2 separate regions of the Homo sapiens genome follow, and region 2 is linked to region 1. A link is a loop called in an ENCODE intact Hi-C map of the cell type or tissue named here. Cell type or tissue: PC-3. All regions are shown on one strand. Links, peaks and the distances in the headings refer to the core of each region. The heading gives the core; the rest is flanking DNA.

Region 1 (7,295 bases), core at 1,336-5,335:
GCAGTGCTCTTCAAAGTTTTCTAAAAAATTTGCTCTGCAAAAATTAATGTGTCATTGGTTACATTCAAATAGTTTTTTAAAAAATCTGCGAAATATGTATACTTATGGATTTAGAGTAACTTCTGTAATTTCCACATAGGTCCCCATTAAGGAAATAGCTGTACTTTAAAATAATTTAACACCATGTAAACTTGTGCAGAGATTTTCTCTCTAACTAAAGAGAGAAATAATTTTCAAAGTTAATAGCACAGGTAAGTTTGAAAAAAATTTATATTTTTCGCATTAGTACCACGAAGAGTACAAGATGGAATATATCTGTTCATTATAGGAAACCAAACATGTTTTGTCAACCTGCATAAACCTTAGAGAAACAGGACACTTCAATGGCTTTGGGGAAATAGTTTTGAAAAAGAAAAGTAATAGCGTCCAGGGATCAGTCTGAATTACCCATCATTGTACCCAGTGCACCTAACTTAATTACCTTATGCATAGTAAAAATCCAGTAACTATTGGTTGAATGAAAGAAAGAATAATTAAATAAAACCATTAATTTACCATCTTTGGCCATTAGTTACTGGATTGTAGTGTGCTTTATTTTTTTAATGAATTTTCCTTATTTTTTATATTGCATTATGAATATATGTTATCTAAAGAAGTTTATTATTGCTGAAAGGTACTTTGTTCATTTAATTCATCTTCAAAGATAATTCTCTTTTAATGCTTTTATTAACTCACTGATATTTTAGGAGGTTTGACACAGTGCCATCGAAATAAAACTGTTGTAACCACTTTGACCCAGGCTTCAAATATGTACATTTGAGTTTCAGAGTTTAATGTGAGAATCATATCCTCAGGAAAGTCTGTATATCTGAAGAAAATTAGAGTCATAAATACCCCTAGTAGAAATGTATGAATAGAGTAAAATTTTAGTGTTGTATTTTAAGCCCAACAACCCCAAATTGGCAGTGCCTTCGAGTTGTATAATAGTATATAATATTTTTGGCACTATTTGAAAGATCCAAATCTGGAATCAGAGAAACAAATGTAGGTAAATGATTAAGAAATCAGTATCTTAGCAGAATTTTTTTTTTTTTTTTTTTTTTTTTGAGACGGAGTCTCACTTTGTCGCACAGGCTGGGGTGCACTGGCACGATCTCAGCTCGCTGCAAGCTCCGCACCCCGGGTTCACACCGTTCTCCTGCCTCAGCCTCCGGAGAAGCTGGGACTACAGGCGCCTGCCGCCACGCCCGGCTAATTTCTTTTTGTATTTTTAGTACAGACGGGGTTTCACTGTGTTAGCCAGGATGATCTCGATTTCCTGAGCTCGTGATCCACCCACCTCGGCCTCCCAAAGTGTTGGGATTACAGGCGTGAGCGACCGCGCCCGGCCAGCCGAATTTTAAAGTAAATACTTGTATACTTTTGGGCTATACTTTTAAATATTAATCCAACATTCAACATTTTATCTGAAGACTGATACTATGGGCAGCAACACTTTAAAAACTAAGCACGCTGCCATATCCCACCTAGTTCAGTGTGACTTTGGGAAATTAAACGCTTATAGAATTAAATTCTACTCAGATTCATTATTACATATTAGTATACATCTCTGATATTCAGAAATTGGATAGTTATACTGTATTATTTTAAGCTATATTTTTTAATTATACATTTCATACAACCCTATTCTTCTCTGGGCTGTATTTAGGAGTTTTTGGAAGAAATGTATTTAGTTTGTATTTGTTTGATCATTTAGTATAGGATATTAGTTACACCAATTCTATTTTCATGTGCTGGTGTTCTAACATTAAAATACTAGGAAAAAACTTTCCTAAAGTCTTAAAGTGTTGACAGTTTCTTGAATACAACTTTCCTATATTATGACGTAATTTTTATAAAGGATCAGAAAATAATGAGAAATCAAGCACAGTTTTCAAGTTCAATACCTATTTATGACAGAAACATTACCCTATTGCCTTTCTACTGCTTTTTCTTAGCTTCATATTTTCTTGCATATGAAAGGTGTACTAAATATTGATTGCATAGTAATACTTGGTAGTAATGCCTTTAATATCTAGCTTACCTTGGGTCTTTTCATATTTTTAAAACTAATATTGGGATCAAATATTTCAAACATTAGATTACTAAAGACCATCCTGCGTTTTTGTTTCGAAAAAAAAAAAAAGGCCGGGCGTGGTGGCTCACGCTGGTCGGTAATCCCAGCACTTTGGAAGGCCGAGGTGGGCGGATCACGAAGTCAGGAGTTTGAGACCAGCCTGGCCAACATAGTGAAACCCTGTCTCTACCAAATATACAAAAATTAACCGGGCACAATAACAGGTTCCTGTAGTCCCAGCTACTAGGGAGGCTGAGGCAGGAGAATCACTTGAACCCAGGAGGCAGAGGTTGCAATGAGCTGAGATTGTGCCACTGCATTCCAGCCTAGGTGACAGAGAGAGACTCCATCTCAAATAAATAAATATATAAATAAAAATAAAAATAAATGGCTTGGCCAAGGCTTTTTTGTTATTGTTCTCCTGTTGTTATCTAGCACCAATGCAGGAAACAGAGTGTATTGGAATTTAAAAAACAAACAAACAAAAAACACATGTGGGTATTTTGAGGTAATATCTTAAAAGACAAAAAATATTTGAGCTGTCACTAGTCTGTATTTTTCCTTACATATTAGTTACCACAAAGATAGAGATGTGTCTAAGGTTTCTTCTATCCATTTCAGACCATATGAATTTTGAGCCATATATATTATGAAATTCTGAATCTTTATATTTTTAATTTCCAAAGGAAAGAAAATAATCTCATTTATATTTGCTTAGAAAAAGTTGTTTTTTGATCCCAGTTTTTAAAATTATGTTTATCCTGTTTATTCTACAGTCAGACACATACTCTTTTCATTGCAGTTCATCTGGAAAGGAGAATTTCAAATGCATGCTTAGAGAAAAACATTTCATGATTTTACCTCAAACCTTACTACTTTGCAGTAGCTTTGTTTCAGGTTGTTGATATTTATTTCAAGCGATCCTCATCCAGTTTTGTACTTTTATTCTTCCCTCACAAAGCATATAATGTCAGATAAGCACAAAACACTTAACACATTTGCAATCAATACTCACATCACTTGCATTCCTGTGTTACGTAGGATAGTTTGGCAGAATTGACTTTCTCAGATTTGTGAACTTCCTTCACTAGACAACATTGCTTTTCTCTGGACATTTTTTGATATTTCTGTATACTGCATTCTCATTCTCTCTCTCTCTCTGCCTCTCTGTATCCCCACACACAGCTATCACACACCTACACAACTCAATGTGCTCAGCCTCTTAGAGTTATTAAGATTCACTTCTGATATCTGAAAATGGCAGTAGGAAAACTTCTCTTCAAACAAAGCAAAGAAAAAGCCCTTGTTTTAAATTCTTGAATTCGAAGGCATTACCCAGATTAACCAGTGTTTGCACAGATGTGCACTGAATGCTGCCTCCCTCTCCAGAGGATTTGTGGACAGACCACCATGTGGCTAAGCCGCAAATTGCTTCCCAATTACTCACTCACATTCCTGGATGGCACTGTGTAATTGGGAGCTATATTATGACACATTCATTTCATGCAGAAATTTTCTATTATCTCTCTCTCTATATATATATAAATGTTCTATTATCTCTTTCCATATATATATATGGCCAGACTGGTCTCCAACTCCTGACCTCAGGTGATCCACCCACCTTGGCTCCCAAAGTGCTGGGATTACAGGCATGAGCCACCTCTCCCAGCCTATCAGTATATATTATACAGTTCATAAATGGAAATCTTGAGAATTTTTAAATTGTACAAGTTCTGTGGCATAACTATCCTATGTGTGTTATCAGAGTAATCCATTAAACTAGTAAAAAGTATAAACTTTTACAACTCAAATACATAGTATATTAACGTAATCAAAGGGAAAAAATAAGTGACTTTTTTTAAACAAATAAAATCTTAGTTTTCATTTATTTTCAAACAAATATTTATTGAGTGTTTACTAAGTAATAGTTACTTGAATGGTGGAGGGGCAATGATAAACAAGTTGCTGTTTAGATGATGAGACAAATAGATAGACAGACAGACATACATACAGACAGAAAGATGGAGATAGATAATAGATAGAAAAATAGATGATAGATAGATAGATAGATAGATAGATAGATAGATAGATAGATAGATAGATAGAAAGATATGTTGTTATGTGTTGTGATACAAGTACCTGGAGCCATAAAAATATAAAGCAGATGTCTTGCTTTAAGCTAAGTGTAAAGGAATGCATGCCAACCTGAAAAAGTAACATCTAGACATAAATCTAAAAAATAATTTCAATCTATTGCAGACTAAAAACTACAACAAACAACAAAACCTATTCCAGACAGAGAAAATAGTGTGTAGAATAACCAGGAGATTAAAAAAAAAGGTATAATGTCATAAACTGAAAGAAGTTAAATGTGGCTAAAACTTAGAGAGAAGGGACATGGTGGCCAGCACTGACTCTGAGGATGGTGACAAGTGGCAGATACTCTAGAGTTTGGTACAGTGTTTAAAAAAATTTCAACTTTTTACTAAGAAAAACAAGAGATTTTGTATTTCTGTTGGTGCAATATGGAAAACAAATTACAGCAAAATACAGCAGGGGGACAATTTGAAGGCAATTGCAGCAGATGAGGCTAGACATGATGATCTTGGCTTCTGTCAATGTGGTAACTAACGGGATGAAGAGGAGAGAGTCACTGAGTATTTAGATGATACCATAGACAATTATTGCTTATTTATGGGGTATGAAGAAAAAGAGTTTGGGAGAAACTAAGAGTAAAGAAAGGCATCCCCAGTTTCTGGCCTGAGCAACTGGGTATCATTTACTGAGATATTATAAATGACAATACACAGGATTGGGAGGCAGAAGGAGAGTTCAGTATTTCACATGTTGAATTTGACAAATTTGATAGACATTATCTAAGAAGTCAAGCATAGATGTAGAAGTCATAATTACATAGATGGTTATTGAAGCTTAGGGAATGGATGAGTCTGTCTAGAAACAGGATAATAGCAAAGAATAGAAGAGCTAGACATGGGAAAGAATAGAGGAATTAGAAATACAAAGCGGTAAGAGGCCATCAATATTTAAGTGATAGGCAGAGAAAGTGAAATCTGTAAAGGAGCCAGAGAGGCAGAGTAGTCAGGTAGAAGGAAAACCAGGAAAGTGTGGTGCACAGTAAGTTCAGGATTAACAATGTCTCAAGGAGTGGGTAATCAGCAGTGTCAAGTACTGTGGAGCAGTTAAGCAAGATAAGCATTTCCTTTGATTACATGTGATTGATGGATGATCTTGTTGGTTTACGGAAGATTAGTTTTGCTGGCGTTGTGGAGAAAGAGCTTGACTGTGGCACGTAGAAGAATTTGTAGAAAAAAATTAAATGGCTAAAACAAACATTTGTCTATTTATTTATTTGCTTACTCATTCATCTATCAAATATTTGAGTATCAGCTATGTGCCACTCTTCCTGGCACTGAGGATATAGCAGTTAAAAAATGGTCTTTGTCGTAAATATGTGTAAAATATTGTTAAAATGATCAGACAAAACAAAGAATATAAACATTGGAATTTGGTAGTAATATAAGATTCATTATCACTTGGAAAAAATTAAAAGTATGTGTATTATTGACAGTAGGTCAGTACAGGATAATAGTACTGTATATTATTTTATTTATAATTTCTTTTTATCTTCTCTGTAATTACATTGACATCTGGCCAGGCTTCTCATTTCCAAATATATATATGTATAGCATATCATGTAAAAAATACATATATATATTCAGGAAAAGTTATTTTATTCTGTTTTATCTTCTCTTATCCTCTTTTACCTATCATATTCCATAGAAACTTATTTCCCTTTGGTAATGATATCCCTTTTCTACCACAAATTCAGATTCTATTAAATGTGTTACCCTCCTATATTGTCACTAATAATCTGTTCCTCAGCTTTCATTTTATTATGAAAAATTGAATATATTTATCCCAGAAAATACAGACTGTCATACACATTTTTTAAAAAACTAGAAGTTGACTGTACATTTCACTCTATGAATAGCCATATTCATGTTTATCTTTCAGAAGGCAATCAGTGTCAGAATATCAAGTAGTATAATAGAGTCTGACGTTGTCCGAAAGACTTCTTGTTAGTGTTCATGAAATATCAGAAAGTTAACGAGCCTTAAGTAGCTCTCTTGGGTGGTGTAGGGTTATTTTAGATTTCGAGACTTTGGTTACCAAATGAGGGATTTGGTAAATTTCAGTTAAATTTTTCAGATAGTAGATGAAATTGTGAGTAGTTGTCGGGGTGGTTTATTTTCCCCTCTACTTAAGATTACTTCTTAGACTCATGATTGAATCCATTTTTCTAGAAGTTACCATAATGAGAGCTATGTTTCACGGACTAAAATACTTTCTCTAAAGCTGCTAGCCAATAGATGATTGCTAAGAAATTTTCCAGTCAACTAGGGTCAAAGGGATTTATTTTCACAGTTATGTTTACTTACTTTTCTAATAATAAGAAAGGGTAAATATAAGTTCATACAAACAAATATAATTGTGCAGTTAAGATGACAGATAATTAAGGGAAAGTTTTCGTACTAATTTTGCATATATTATGGAAAAGTAATTATATTTTATATGTGTAAAAATTCTGTAACATACCATATAAACTCATTAGCTTATTGATGTAAAAATATTTCTGCTTTATTAATAATGACAATGATTAGAATTTGTTAGTTTGCAATTCCAAGCTGTGACAATTATATGTTAACTTTCAGAAAGAAAAAAATGTATAACATCAAAGAACCTTAGATATTATTGAGTACCAAAAGCCACTCTAGCCCAGTCAAAGGGTAAAAGCCAGTTTGTGGTAAAGCTTTTATTTGTAAGAAAAGACAATGACCCATTAAGAAATTGATGTATGTCATTTAAACCACTGTCCTTTCTTCTAGGAGTATGTCCTTATTCATAGGGAATAACTGCTTTTGTATTTGAATGTATTTTACTGCCTAACAAATAATCACAGAGTTTAATGGATTTATTAAAAAATAATCATATTATCTCAGAAGTGTGTGAGACAGCTAAGTGGATATTCATCTCTGGAACATCTTTTACGTCTTTGTTGCACTCATATCTGCGTCTGCAGTCAGCTGGCGCTGGATAGAAGATGGTTAACTGATCTCTACTATTACGTAGTGGCAGTGGCAAAGGTGTCAAGAGTAGT
Region 2 (7,295 bases), core at 1,366-5,365, 120 kb after region 1:
ATACCACATTTTAAAAACTCAAATATATTTAAGTTAAACAATTAAAAGCAAGATGTTTTTGTTGAGATATTACCTTGATAAATATTACAAAAATAACTGTGAATTATTTACTGTAATGTGTGTCTTTAATTAATTTAGCTATTAAGCACCTTTACTTTGTAAGGAATAAATTTATATCTAACTCTATTATGACCTGTTGCAAAATTACATGGTAAAAATTATTATGCAAATCAATTACCTATTGAACATTTTCAATAACAATGAAATTATTTCATGTTAATAATAAACCTTTTAATACTAGGCAAAAAAAGTTTCCTGTAGTTTTTTAAGTAATTATTTTCTAATTATACTTATAGGGGAGTTAAGGCAATAATACATATTTCTGATTTAAATAATTTCAGTTTAGACTTCTAGATGTGATTCATACAATTTATTTACTTTGGAAGATCTCAATTCTTTTTTAGTTTATTTATTTATTTATTTATTACAAGGTTTGGTTAAGTTTTATTATTTTTATATTTTACATAAAATTACGTTTAATATGTGAAAATCATTTAGATGTTCCTGTAGTATTTATCACACCATTACATCAATTCTTCTAATTAAAGTCCTAATTTAATTCCCTTGTTCATTTTATTTATTTATTTCTTTATTTTGAGATGGAGTCTCACTCTGTCGCCCAGGCTGGAGTGTAGTGGCACAATCTCGGCTCACTGCCTCCTGGGTTCAAGTGATTCTCCTGCCTCAGCCTCCCTAGCAGCTGGCACTACAGGCACGCACCACCACTCCTGGCTATTTTTTTTTTTTTTTTTTTTTTTGTATTTTTAGTAGAGATGGGGTTTCAGCACTTTGGTCTGGTCTCAAACTCCTGACCTTGAATGATCTTCTCACCTCGGCCTCCCAAAGTAATGGGATTACAGGCATGAGCTACTGCGCGCAGACCCTCATTCCTTTTAAATGTTATAAGCTCAAGTGTTCTGACAGTTATTTCCATAAACAGCTTGAAAATGATGATGAATTGGAATGAGAAAACTATTCTCATAAGAACAGATAAGCTTTGTCATGTAAATTTAACTGAACATGATGTTTAAACTAGATTAAGTGCAATGAAAATTAATAACACTTTAGTTAACTAATCTAAAAATAACTAGGATTGTTCTCATTTATTGGACTATGTGGCCCACAATACCTGTATACATTTCCCTCCTGGTTGTTTAAATATGACATTATTAAATTTCAGGAATGCCACTCAAATTCATTTTTATCACTGGCACTACTTTGGGAAAGTAAGACAGATTTCAAGGGAGCTCTTATAATGCAACATCCACAAACAATTATGACAAACAAACAAACAAAAAAACACTTGGGTGATCTCAGAGGGTTTTACTAAAAATTAAAACTAAAATCTTCTAGTAAGGACTAAGTGATGTTTCCAAATATCATAATTATCCAGTTTTTGCAAATTTAATAAAATAATCTAGATAATTATATAGTTGTTTAAGAATTCTGTGATAAGGATATTAAAATAATACCTATGAATATATTTTGAAAGTGGTAAATTAATATTTTCTTATCTCATTATTTGAGCAGCTTTAACTGTTTTAGCCATAATTATAAATTAGCTAGTATTTCCAAGCACATAAACATAGACAATATATACTGTGTGTATATTTATATAATATATATTAAAAATATATAAAATATATATTATATATTAAAAATATATAAAATATATATTATATATAAAATATATAATATATATTAAAATATATATTATATATAAAATATATAATATATATTAAAATATATATTATATATAAAATACATAATATATGTTAAAATATATATTATATATAAAATATATAATATATGTTAAAATATATATTATATATAAAATATATTATATATAATATATATAATATATATTATGTATAAAATATATATAATATATATTATATAAAATATATATAATATATATTATATATAAAATATATACTATATATGAAAAAAAGATATATTATATATATATTTTTTCTTTTTTTTTAAAGACGGAGTCTCTCTCCGTCTCCCAGGTGGCTAGAGTGCTGTAGTGCGATGTCGGCTGGCTGCAACCTCCACCTCCCAGGTTCAAGCAATTCTCCTGCCTCAGCCTCCCAAGTAGCTGGGATTACAGGTGCCTGCCACCACGCCAGGCTATTTTTTTTGTATTTTTAGTAGAGACGGGGTTTCACCATATTAGCCAGGCTGATCTCAAACTCCTGACCTCAGGAGATCCGCCCACCTCAATCTCCCAAAGTGCTGGGATTAAAGGTGTGAGCCACGGTGCCCAGCCCCTATATTCTTTCTTTTGATATCAATGTGTACTACCAAGTATATTTGTTTAAGTACATACTTGTTCACTGAAAATTGCTGAAACATTGTAGAGATAAATACATGATGAGATTTGTATTGTTATGCTCAATATTTAATTATTGCTTTTTAAAAGACAAATTTATAAATAATGACAGGCAAATCTTTTTTGTTTACTAAACTGTATCTTTTCACCAGTTCATGTATGTTGATTTTAAGCATTACTATGTGTCAAGCACTTTCCTAAGTACTTTAAATATTGATTTTTTAATCCTCTCAGCATTCTTTGTACTAGATACTCTTTACTACTGATTCCATTTTATAGAGCAGACTGAGCTATTGAGTGATTAATTTGCATAGGTTGGCCTGGCTAGTAAACTTCAGAACCTGGCCTTAATCCCAGGCATTGCAGTTGCAGAGCCTGCAGCCCTAAGCATGATATGATCCTGTTTTTTGTAGGGTAAAGGGATGCTGTTATTATACTCTACATATTAAAAACACTTACACTTGATGAGTGGCCTTGGCAAGTGACAACAGCATAAGAGGAAAGAGTGCAGGCTTTACATTCAAATAGAACTGGAAGTTTAAACATTTTCTATTTGTAACTATATGTCCTGACAAGTACATTGCCCCTTCTGAGCCTCAGATTCTTTATCTGCAGATGGAATTGATACTATCTTTTGATGGATGTAGATTGATAGGCAGATTAAAATTCATAGCATATGTAAAATACCTAAAATACCTAGTAAAACACCTAGGTCAATAACTGTTATAAAGAAATAATTGCATAAATATATATACATAGGATTTTTTAGTTATTTGAAAAAAAAATACCTGTATATCTCACCTTTTCTTTTGTCATAATGTGTGATTTTAAGTTTTATTATTTATGCAAACAACTTGTCCTTCTTTAGTAAATTAGTGTATGTCCTTGAGAACAAGCAGTGTAGATGTTAGGTATAATGCCTACATACCATGTTTTACAGATACATAAGTTTAAAAATTCCTGTGGCATTAATATAAGTTTAAATAAATATTATTTACCCAAAATCATTATAGGAGATAGTTGCTGTGTTTTTTGTAAAAGGCTATCAAAACATATGAACTACAAATACCCAATTTGATTTATCTTTTTGTATGTTTGCAGTTATTGTAAGATGTCACTGTTATTTGATCAGGTATCTTAGCGAATGACAAGCAAATGAATGTTTGCAGTGATTTTAGTGAATTACAAGAGCAGAATTAATAATTCCAGTATTTTCTTAAAAAGTGGTCAGAGATTATAGTTTTATATAATATAATACTAAATTCCTACTCTTCCCTATCCAGCTGTGACAAGACAAAAGGAAAACATAGAGAAATTCTGAAGTAAATAATTTTTTTAAAAAAGGTGTCTATAAGGAAGTGAAAATTAGAATGAAAACACACATAAGTTTTACAAGAAAACTGCCTAAGTCTGATGTTGCAATATAGTGAATGTATTCAATTATATGATCAAATAAACTAGCCACAAATATTTACTGAGCTTTTCTTAGCGTAACTGTGTACAAGATTACAAGAACATACATGAATAAACTCATTCATTCAACAAATTGTTTCACCCTCTAAAGCCGGGACAACAATGGTAATTGAAATGAATTCAGTTCCTACTCTCATAGAATATACAGATTAATGAGAGAGAAAAAAGAATTATGTATTATTTAATGATAAGATATGGTAAGTGCCATGAGGGCAAAAAAGAGGGAGCCTATGACAGGGAAGCCTTTTGTTTGGGGGAGTTAGGAAAGTGGCATGAAAGCCGAGACCATAAGAATGTATAGTATATACTCAAACAGAAAGAGGAGGGGTGGTAGAGATGAGAATTTTACAAAGAAAATGATGAATAAATAGATCCTTTGAGAATCCTCAAGAATAAACACATCCTTTGTTTATCCTCAAGAATAAACAGATCCTTTGTCTTTAAGAATCTTAATATTTAGTGGATGAGTTAAGATTGTTATTTAACCAACATGTGATAGCACCTTTAGTATATCTTATCTTTTAGGCCTTAACAATATAGAGTCATGAAATTTCATTTGGGGTTGTGATCTGTCCATGCCAAACCATGTTTATATACTAAAAATTCATCTTATAAATATGTTTTTGTGCAATCACAAGGGATTTTTAAAACATCAGAATAGATTTTAACTTGTAAATGTAACAAGAAATCAAAGAGAAACAAAGAAAAATAAATATTTAATTTTAATCCTATTTTATTCCATATAACAAATATCTGCTCTGTTTTAGAAATTTGAACAGGGTACTTTGGTAATGATTTTTGTCTCTGAAAGCATTGGCTAATTTAACTTAAGATTGTTCTACTTTGCTTGAAATACATAAAATAAAAATTAATCCAAAACTCCAGTGGGACAGAAGGACAGTTTGCCTCAGGCTGATACCTTTTGTGAACATTAAAAATAAATAAATAAAGGAATTGACTATGGGTAAATCTGAGGTGCATAACATTTAAAATCTACCTATAAATATATAGAGATACATTTACAAATAACTGTAACCATATATACTTGAATATATAATTATTTTAACTTAATTTCTCACTTCTTTTAAAACATATTTTTGTGAGTTAAAAAAATCCAGAACTCTATGCAAGTATATCAATAAAGAAAGAAACAATTTCAACGTTACTGCAGGATGAAGTTTTTGAAACAATAAACACAAAAAATTGACTCAATAACAAAAGCAAATTGGATTATTTGTGCCTGACATGGAAGTTCTATCTTCCTTCAGATGCCTCTGATTTTCCAAATGTTACACAACAGTTTTGTACAGAATTATCACACTTTGAAGGTTCACCTACTGTACCTTAAAGTTATAATGTAGTAAAGGAAAGACAAACAAGTATCTGCAAAATGTTCAAATAGACCATGTGGGACTTGTTAAATACTTCCAACAAATGGAGTCGTATTCTCATTACCTGACAGTTTTGTATTTAATTGCAAATAATTACTGAAACATTCCGTAAGAAGTTTTTGTTTTCAAATTATTTCAACATTCCCCTTATGTGCTAAACTGTATATGTCCAGGGATTATAATTTAGTTTTGCATTTATTCTCCAGGCTAAAACTTGCTCTTATATTTTCCAGTTCAAAGACAAAGAAAGATGAAGTACTCAGACATCAAGAGAGTTTGAGAACGGCATAACTTGATTTAGTTCTCATAAAATTTAGAACTGTAGTGGATGATTGAAAAATATTGCATTTTTCTCAAACTGAAAATATCACTCTTTCAGCTATCACTCCAACCCTCACCCTTACAAAAGGAGCAGGGGGACAACCCAAATAAAATATATACAAAACAAAAAACACAAAAAAACCTCTCTGTTAGGAAACTACTAGAAAAGAAGTCATCCTGGGACTAGAAAGTTGGAACACTGTTAAATTGTTAATTTGTGGGCCAGACAGTATCTTCTACATGTTAATGTGGCGTTCTTGGGTACTTAGGTGAAATTTTGGGCCGACTGTCAGAGTGAGGTTCAATTGGTTATTTCACAATGGGGAAATTATAGCACAAACCACCGGGATTTCCGCTTTTATCACACTGCTGATAAAAGCAGAGACAAACGCCTTTCTCAGAAGAGAAGAAAGAATATAGATGGTTCCTGATCTTTCACCAAATGTGCACAATTTTTCAAACGATGGCATGATTTCCTGAGCTCTCAAGGGTTCCAAATGGTTGCAATAAAACTTGACTGGCAACTATGGAGCTGAGTTTGGCAGTGACAGCAACAGCTAGTGTGACCCTAGCCGCAGTTTTCAACTGAATCAGCACACTTGGAAGTAATGGTTTCCAGCAGCATGTAAGTCATAAAGCCAAATACATGTTTTGAGTTCCCACCTTCAAAGCAATCTTCTTCAACTGAAGAATGAGGGCACAGCAACCTTTTTCACTGCTTAGGCATATTGAATTTTAGGTGCAATTGGGACATCCTGATAAGATAGTACAGCTAGTTATTAAAAATGCATATTGTAGTTAAGGAAAGCATTGGTAACAAAGATTCAGATTTACAGGTCACATGAGAATGATGAAGTGATAAGATTAGATAGCATTGCCAAGGGAGAAAGTAAGAGAGTAAAAAGTATAAATGGCTAAGGATAAAATTTAAATCAGGCAAAAGAAGTTCTATTTGCAAAGGTACGAAAAAAATAAAATAAAAGGATAATCCAAGAAACAGAAGAGGAATACAGAATTAGAGCAAGGAAAAGAGTGTTTCCAGAATAGGAACTGGTCAAGAAAATGCAGGCCTAAGAAAAGATACTTTTAATGTGGAAGCTAAAACCATTAATGGCCCTTATATAATTGTGTGTCTGTAGAGAAGAATGCCAGATTGCAAGTGTTCCAGAATGAGCAGATGCTGAGTAGAAAATAATAGCCACAGGCTGCTCCTCCCAGGTTATGGTGCACTCTACTTTGAGCATATCTTAAACCCCAAAGAACCATTAAGGTGACTAAAGTCCTAAAAAGAAATTTCATAATAGTTACCTTAATAGCTTTATCTGGTCAATAATACACGTTCTTTTTAGAGCTCCAAAGGGAATGGAAACATAAAGTATCCAACTTAAAAATAAATTGAACTTGAGGAATATGGTTCTATAAAAAGAAGGAGAGCCAGAGCAAAGTCAGTAAATCCAATACTAAAATTCAAGGAAAACAGGAGCAGGGACAGAAAATAAACTATTCTGACAAGAAAAATGGATAGAACTATAGTTATATAAGGAAGCCTATAAATACTCAGCACTATTATCTAACTACGAAATCCCGAAAAATTGAAACCGCAGCTCTTAGCTCTGAAAAATCCAGAGATATTTGTGGTGGTTTGTTCAAAAGAAAATTTGCTTTATATTTTCTCTGGTACACTTGGGCAGACACAAAAATTTTTAAACATCCCC

Evidence for each region. Peaks named below come from ENCODE experiments on the same cell type or tissue, not always from the same donor. Only the 100,000 strongest peaks of a DNase experiment are listed, where the experiment ranks them.
Region 2: it touches region 1 in a loop (5-fold over the local background); 1 of 110 quality-filtered maps calls a loop at or near these places.

The regions. Positions count from the first base shown.
Region 1 is chr5:84,246,305-84,253,599 of GRCh38, reverse strand. The region is part of intron 2 of EDIL3 (EGF like repeats and discoidin domains 3); the gene reads left to right. Among named protein-coding and RNA genes, the nearest start is that of EDIL3-DT, 130 kb to the left of the region's middle. In PC-3, for the core only: no CTCF peak of the experiment used is centred there; a DNase peak (open chromatin) is centred at 3,519; H3K4me3 peaks cover 1,262 bases; H3K27ac peaks cover 1,133 bases.
Region 2 is chr5:84,126,988-84,134,282 of GRCh38, reverse strand. The region is part of intron 5 of EDIL3 (EGF like repeats and discoidin domains 3); the gene reads left to right. Among named protein-coding and RNA genes, the nearest start is that of EDIL3-DT, 250 kb to the left of the region's middle. In PC-3, for the core only: no CTCF peak of the experiment used is centred there; no DNase peak of the experiment used is centred there; H3K27ac peaks cover 1,415 bases.